3 separate regions of the Homo sapiens genome follow, and all the other regions are linked to region 1. The links are chromatin loops, found by intact Hi-C in ENCODE. Cell type or tissue: natural killer cell. All regions are shown on one strand.

Region 1 (2,500 bases):
ACTGCCATTTATGTATGGGTCACATGGGTCACAAATCAATCACTTGACCTCGTGATCTGGATACCTTTTGTCGTCTTTGTCCTAGAGTGATAAGAGGAAGGAGATTTAGTCCCCACCCTCAGAGGTAGAGAGTGTGGGTTCTTCATTCTGACTGGGGAGAAACGGTTCCTGCCCACAGGACGCTGCAAGTTCCCAAGGAGGGAGAAGCATCCACATCGAGGACACAGACGCAAAGCTGCCAGGAGACAGGCAAATATGGGCAGAGCCACACTGCACAAACACGATTCACAATTAACCAAGGAGTTGGAGTGAAGGTGTCAGCAGGAAATAGCTTGTTGGGCCTGGGAGTTTTGAGCTGAGCTGGATTTGGAAGGAAAGAGTTCTTACTAGCAGCAACAGAAGACAGTCATGTGCTGCACAGTGTCCAGTACTGTGCGAGGCGTTTGCACGATGACCGCTCACCCGCGGTTCCCCTCCCTGCTGGAAGGATCATCTCCAGCATGCTCACCACTTGCTTACTAACAGAGGCCCCAGACAAACAGCTCGCCACAGTACACACAAGAGGCAAACTCCAGATGACTTTATTTACACAGCTTAAGCTTTTCAACAGGGTCAAAGGGCATTCTCACAGCACATGGGTGTGGCCCGGGAAAGGCAGGTTCTGGAGGGGGCTCCTGAACAGGTTCCTCCTCCCTGGCACCAAGTGACCACCTGTAAGTCTGAATAGCACTTTACAGCTTGCAAAGCTGTTTTACACCAAGCAGAACACTCATCTAGTCCTTACAAGGCTCGAGGGCAGTATCCTCCATATTTTATGGAGAAGGAAGCTGGGGCCTGAAGAATTATGAGACAAATTTAAGGCCCCAAGGCAGAGGCAAGGATGTCCTTTCTACCACCCAACAGTGGCCTAGCATCACAGCCTTCCGGCCGTAGACTTTGGGATGCAGAGCATTCAGGGACTATCAGAGTGCATCAGTGAAAGGCCACCTGGTCATCTGCATTTCAATCTAGCTCTGCACATTTCATGAGAAACCCAAAGAGGGAGGATGCAGAGCGACAGCGTCTGGGAAGGCTGCCCGCCTGGGCTCTGGCTCTTGAGAGGAGACAGGGAGGCTGGCCTCCCTTTTCCAAATGCGGGTCACCTTTGCCCCGGCCTGGGCATTGTTTGGGAGAGGAGAGCCTGGCCCTTGATGGCTGGCAGCTGTTGCCCTCCCCAAGAGCGCCCCTGCCCTGCCGGCCCCTCCGGAGTCTGTGCCCATATAAGGGAAGCACTTCCCGGCAGCTGAGGTAGAGGCTGTGACGCCCCCAGTCCACGTCAGCGGCCGGCGGGAGGCGGGAAAGCCCAGCAGAAAAACAAGTGACGCGGCGCGGGAGGGAGGCGGTGGGTGGCAGGTGGCGGGAGGGAGTGGCCGCGCCTGCCTCGTTAACCCCTGCCCAGGCAGCTGGAGCCAAGGACTGAGCGCAGCCAGCCAAGGTTGTGGGCTGTCTTTGCCCTTCTGTGTGAATGGGGGTGTGGAGTGGGGAAAGTCGGGGGCCAGGGGCTGCGCTGGTGACACCTGCCTGAGCACTTCTGTCCTGGGGTGGGTGCAGGTGTTTGTGCTCTGGAGGACCTGCTCTTTGGGCGTCCAAATGTGTTTCACAGCCTGTGCATTTTGCCTGGTGGTGTCAAGGACGCATATGACATGGACAGCCATGGTGTGTATTTTTACTGCAGAGCCCAGGGATTTTCCCATAGGTGTTTAAAGACAATCACATCTCCTATTGAAACTCAATCTCTTCTGTCCTGAAACAAGCAAATAAAAAGAAAAACTGGCATCTGTGTTTCCAGAGAATCCCAGAAAGTCTCAGAAGAGGCACTGCTGTAAGGCGACTGGCTTCTCATTAGCCAAGTGGCCTCCCCATGTCTTCCCCAGACCAGTCAAATAAAAAGGTCTGGCCTAGGGGCTGACGGAGAAGCAGCCTGAAAAACGAGGGTTTCCAGAGGCCTCCTGCCAGGCAGAGGCCAAGAAAAAAACAGAAAAGGAAGAGAAACTGCGATGAGAACTCAGGGCTCATCATGGAGCCTTCACTGTCCTGGGGCAGGTTGGGGGAGGCGCTCTGATTTCTGAGTCCAGCTGAGCACTCAGATAAAGCCTGTTGGAGTGCTGTTCTCAGAGGCCTGCCTCGTCTCGCCTGAAATTATGGGTGTGCGTGCCTGCCTGTGGTGGGTTGGGGAGTAAATTGGGTAGCTCAGCCTCCGGGGAAAGTCCCCAGGGCCTCCCAACCATCCCTTCACACCCACAGTGCTTAGCCACCCACATTCGCTCCTCTATCTAAGGTCTACTTCCTCTCTCTACTTCCCCTGGCCCAGTCTCTCCACGGTAGAGAGTTGTCTGGGGGGACAACTCACCCCATCCCCAAGCTCTGGGTGCTGTGATAGAGTGGGAGTTTGAGGCATGAAAAATAGCTAGTGGCCCTCCTTGGCAGGGCATTGGCCGAGGATGTGGCAAGTTTGCTTTGG
Region 2 (2,500 bases), 360 kb before region 1:
CCCCCTGCCTCGGCATTCCAAAGTGCTGGGATTACAGGCATGAGCCACCGTGCCTAGCCGTGTGTTCATATATTTAGATACAGGCTCACTCTGTCACCCAGGCTGGAGTGCAGTGGTGCAATCAAAGCTCACTGCAGCCTCAAACTCCTGGACTCAGTGATTTTCTTGCCTCAGCCTCCTGAGTAGCTGGGACTGCAGGTGCGTACTACTGTGCCCAGCTAGTATATTTTTTAGATAAAGCATATAAAGCAAGTACAAATAATATGTTTCTTTAGGCATACATATGGTTATCAAGAGAATGGTGAATACAACATTACAGCCCAAGACAGTGGTTTGGCTGGGTGATGAGGTGGGGGGATGGGATAGGAAAGGGTCATAGGTGGATGCAAATAAATGATAGTGATCTCATTTTTGGGTGGTGGGTTCAAGTGTGTTCATTAGGTTAATAAAAAACATTAATAGCATATATAAATAAGCAGTAAAAGCGAGGCATGCATAAACCAGTCAAGAAAATGAACTGTAGATTTTGACTCATCCAATTTTGTGCATCTGAGAAATAAACAAAAGAGATAGAACTAGAAATGAAAGACAGAGACAGAGAGAGAGAAGAAAAAAAATGGTTCCTATTTCTACCAGCAACATTTTTTAACTTGTATGATCAAAGACAGCCATGGAACTATCTAAAAATATCAAGACTCTTAAATAAGAACTTTTGTTGAAAATTTCATGGTCTAAAATAGCCATTTAACAACACAGTCAAGGCCAGGCATGGTGGCTCATGCCTGTAATCCCAGCACTTTGGGAGGCCGAGGCAGGAGGATCACTAGAGCCCAGGAATTAAGAGAGCAGCCTGGGCAACACAGTGAGACCCCATCTCTACAAAAACGCAACACGAAACAAAAAAACATACACAATATACTGCATCTGACTTTATTATCCTAATAAAAAAATATCAATCAACTTAAAAATTCTGGCCTTTTGGTGGTGGTAGAGGGAGGAAGGGGATGAGAGTGGGAGTACAGTGAGGGGCAGAAGTGCTGATCTGCATTTACTGCTCTAGGGACAGGAGGCCTGGAAGCTGCCCTGTGCGGGACTTCCGCAGCCGGCATGCTGAGCCTCGCACCAGCGAGTCCCGGGGGTGTGGCAGCCTCGCTCGCCCTAGCCCGCCCCGCTCCCCGCCCGCCCTCGCCCCGGGCCGGCCGAGTTCGGACCTGCAGCTCCCCCGGCCTCTGCGCGGTGCAACTCAGCCGCAGGCGCCGGGCTCAGCTGGCTACCAGCGCGGCCCGGGAAGCAGCTGGGGAAACAAACGCCTTAGCCCTGGAGGCCTGGCTCAGCACAGAAGCCCCAAATAAGGCGGGCCGACTCCACCTGGGCAGCAGCGATTGCTCAGAGGGGGCCGATGACTCACTCGACCCAGCCAGCCAAGCACCTCTCTCCCTCCCCAGGGACCCTCGTCCTGTCCCCCACCACATCACACCACACCACAACCCGGGGAACACACCTGGGGAACCCTCCCAGTTCTCACCCTGCCCCTCACCTGGCCTCCCTGAAACCAAACCCTGTGGCTTCAGTGGCTCAGCCGACTTCTCAGCACAGCTTCCCCGGGAGCGCCCGTCCTTGAGCTGCCAAAACCCAGGGGACCAGGGCCTCGCTCCAAGCTTTACGGGGCAGGCATGCTTGATAAATGTCTATTGATCAATGCATGCATTATGTCAGAGGACAAGGGCAAAAACTGGGCTGGTTCTGGGATGTGTGCGTGAAAGCCACTCCGTTTACATCACCATGGAAGGGAAGGCTGGGGTAAATCTGAGATGCTTCAAAACAGGCTATTACAGCGTCTACAAGTGAGTGTTCTCATTAGTCCTCAGCAGCTCTGGAAGAAGGGGAGGTAACCTGGAGCACACCCTACTTAGCGTATGGGGACCCTGGGCCCCAGAGTGGCGAGTGTGACATGCCTGGCCGGGTACGAGTGGGGGCTGTGGAGTTTCCGTGACCTCAATTTTTCTGGTCTGTAAAGTACAGCACTTGGTTTTTTGCTTGTTTTTTAGACAGGGTCTCTGTTGCCCAGGCTGGAGTACAGTGGCATGATTAAGGCTCACTGCAGCCTCAACCTTCCTGGGCTCAGTGATCCTCCCACCTCAGCCTCTTGAGTAGCTGGGACTACAGGTATGCATCACCAGGCCTGGCTATTTTTTTGTTTTGTTTTGTTTTGTTTGTTTTGGTTTTGGTAGAGATGGGGTTTCCCCATGTTACTCAGACTGGTCTCGAACTCCTGGGCTCAAGCTATTCTCAGCCTCCCAAAGAACTGGGATTATAGGCGTGAACCACTACGCCCACCCTAAAGTGAAGCACTTTTAACTTTTCAAAGCACTTCCATTTAGATTCCATACTCTCTCCTTAGATTATCATAACTATCATTTGTGGATACAAACTAATGACGAATGAGAAAAGTGAGGCTCAGAGGTTAAGTGACTTGCTCAAGGTCACACTGTTACCTACT
Region 3 (2,500 bases), 470 kb before region 1:
CAAACGACTGCAATTTTATTTTATTTTTTGAGACAGAGTTTCGCTTTTGTTGCCCAGGCTGGAGTACAATGACATGACACTGCAACCTCTGTTTCCCGGGTTCAAGTGATTCTCCTGCCTCAGCCTCCTGAGTAGCTGGGACTACAGGAGCATGCTACCACTCCCGGCTAATTTTTGTATTTTTAGTAGAAACGGGGTTTCACCATGTTGGCCAGGCTGGTCTTGGCCAGGCTGGTTCAAGAGTGGGGGTGATCCGCCCCACTCGGCCTCCCAAAGTGCTGGGGTTACAGGTGTGAGCCACCGCGCCCAGTCAGCTGCCAATGTTTTTAAAGTTTCAACTGTGGATGGATTTTTAATTTTGTTTGTATGAGATTGAAAGTAGTAGCAGTAATTCATACCCATGATTAGTTCTGTAAGATTTTACGTCCTAAGGACGTATCTTTATTACATCTATCACTACATTTTTTATTCATGACAAGTTTTTGGATCTCAAAACACATCCTTGGAAAACTCAGCCTTTTGTTTCTGTCATGGTGACACCTAGGAAAGACTGATGATAGGGTTCAGGGCCTCCGAGAGGTGAGAAATCCAACCAGTCTAAGCAACTAGCTTTAAGGGCCAGTGTTATCACAGTTTTTCCTCTACCACAATATTTTCTTTCTTTCCTCAATACCTTCCTTTCCCCCTAGCACCCCTGAGCAAATGCCTCCAAGCCTAGAGTTTGGTGGTTTAGTAGACCGAGCCTGGGTGTTGAGAGGTGGCAGCACTGCTGTGTAAGAAGCTCCTAAGGGTGGACTAGGACCTTCTGCCTAAATCAGGGCAGGGTGGAGCTCACCACCCTGAGTCACTCACCTGTCCAGGCTGCGGGGAGTCACATGCAGAGTGCTGGACTCCAAGGTCCTCCCTCTGATTGTCGAAAGGGTTGGAGTGACACCATCCATTGTATCAGGAACCTTTGAGATGCTCTCTGGCTTCAGCTTCTAAGTTTCTCTTAATCATAATCAGTTAGCCAGCATGTCTACCACTTCTCCCCACCCCCGCAACAAACTCCCTATCTCGTGTCTACCTCTGAAACGTCAGGCCAAGTTGACCCAACATACAAAAGCAACAGGTTTGGTTCTACCTGGACGTGGCTAATGCCCACTGCAGGAAGTGCGATCTCATCCGGACATGGTGCTTCCAAGTGAGGTGGCTCAGGGAGAATCTGTGGCCTCTGCCTTCACGTTTCTGGTGGAAACGTGAGGGGCACAGAGGGGGAAACTGCCAAGAGGCTCAAGAGAGGCTCCGTGAGAAGCTCGTCTTCCTTCAACACCCAAAGCAGAGTGAAAAGAGCAAACCACTTTGCCAGAATGGAAACAGAGAGTCAGTCACCGGAAACGACACCACCAATGTGCTAATGAAGCACAGGGCACAGGAAACTCTGCTCAGCTCTTAATCTGCTAGAAGAAAACATATCTTCAACCCACCGTTCCTGGGTTTGCCAGGTGCTCTGTGGTCTGTGATGAGTGTGATTAAAAATGGGGCAGGGTAGTAGAGAACTTGTGATTCTTCACCCTGAGTTTCTGAGACACTTAGAGTTGTATAAGTCTTCAGATTTACAGTATTTTCTAAGCAAGTCTAAGGAGCACTGGAGGTTGCCTTTTAGAGTGAAATGCAGATCTCCGGGACCCTCTTCTGATTCAGTGGGTGGAGGCTGCAGAGGGGGCAGGCTTTGGCTATCGATGCTTTCCAGGTGAATTTGATGGAGCTTTCAGGTGATTTTGATGGAGCTCATCTGTGTTTCATGTTTTGGGAACCTCTGCTCTGGGTACTACCTTAAGAATAGAAGTTATGCTGGGTTAGCAGGACCCCTGCTCCCCCAAGGCAACCTTCCACAGCTCCTGGCTGCTGGTGATCTCCTGTTCTCAGGGCTCTTCTGAAGATCAGTCACAGTCTTACTTGTCACACACCTGTCTCAGAAGCTGAACAAGTTCATCCTTAAGAGCTACCCAAAGTGTTTGAAGATTGTTCAAAATTTATTGCTAACTCCCCTCCCTTCTTGAGCCTACTAATCTCCGGAAACACTCTTTGCATCTTGGGAGAGTCCAAAGAGAAGGGGCCACTAAGACTGTTGTAAGGATGTGAAGAACCTCTCTGATTGCACTTTCCACAAGGAAATGGATTCCCAGATGAATGGAAGGGCAGACCAGCAGTACCCTCCTAGAACCATGCCTCCCTCCCATCTCTTCCCAGTGGACATTGAGGTCCTCAGCTTTCCTGAGGTGGCAGCCCCTGGCCTGTCTGCATCCAGACTCTCACAGAGTCCCCAGGGGCTGCAGACTGGCCATGGCTGGCTTTCCAGGGAGCTTTATCATTCCAGGTCCTGGGCCCCTTCCCTCCCAGGAGCTTCACCTGGTAGGAAGCAGAAATGGCTCAGAGGCAGCTGGTGCTGGAGCTGGAACCTGGGTCTCTGCCCACTTCTCCTTTGGATCAGGTCTGAGTAGGAACTAGGACTACTCAC

Evidence for each region. Hi-C counts contacts between places; a loop is a spot of excess contacts. Peaks named below come from ENCODE experiments on the same cell type or tissue, not always from the same donor. Only the 100,000 strongest peaks of a DNase experiment are listed, where the experiment ranks them.
Region 2: it touches region 1 in a loop (3-fold over the local background); 2 of 110 quality-filtered maps call a loop at or near these places.
Region 3: a loop joins it to region 1, with 4 times the contacts of the local background. A loop is called at or near these places in 3 of 110 quality-filtered maps.

The regions. Positions count from the first base shown.
Region 1 is chr1:203,289,446-203,291,945 of GRCh38, reverse strand. No RefSeq gene overlaps it. Among named protein-coding and RNA genes, the nearest start is that of LINC01353, 3.5 kb to the right of the region's middle. RefSeq lists a silencer at 1,232-1,631 and an enhancer at 1,842-2,401. In natural killer cell, no CTCF peak of the experiment used is centred here; DNase peaks (open chromatin) are centred at 525, 1,345 and 2,235; H3K4me3 peaks cover 1,098 bases; H3K27ac peaks cover 2,500 bases.
Region 2 is chr1:203,649,335-203,651,834 of GRCh38, reverse strand. The region is part of intron 1 of ATP2B4 (ATPase plasma membrane Ca2+ transporting 4); the gene reads right to left. Among named protein-coding and RNA genes, the nearest start is that of ATP2B4, 24 kb to the right of the region's middle. RefSeq lists a silencer at 1,134-1,303. In natural killer cell, no CTCF peak of the experiment used is centred here; DNase peaks (open chromatin) are centred at 1,504 and 2,174; H3K4me3 peaks cover 549 bases; H3K27ac peaks cover 2,500 bases.
Region 3 is chr1:203,764,007-203,766,506 of GRCh38, reverse strand. LAX1 (lymphocyte transmembrane adaptor 1) reads right to left here and starts at 1,324. Exons shown (of 5, transcript NM_017773.4): 1 at 853-1,324. The coding sequence starts at 941. RefSeq lists an enhancer at 1,082-1,441. In natural killer cell, no CTCF peak of the experiment used is centred here; DNase peaks (open chromatin) are centred at 786, 1,386 and 1,966; H3K4me3 peaks cover 1,826 bases; H3K27ac peaks cover 2,500 bases.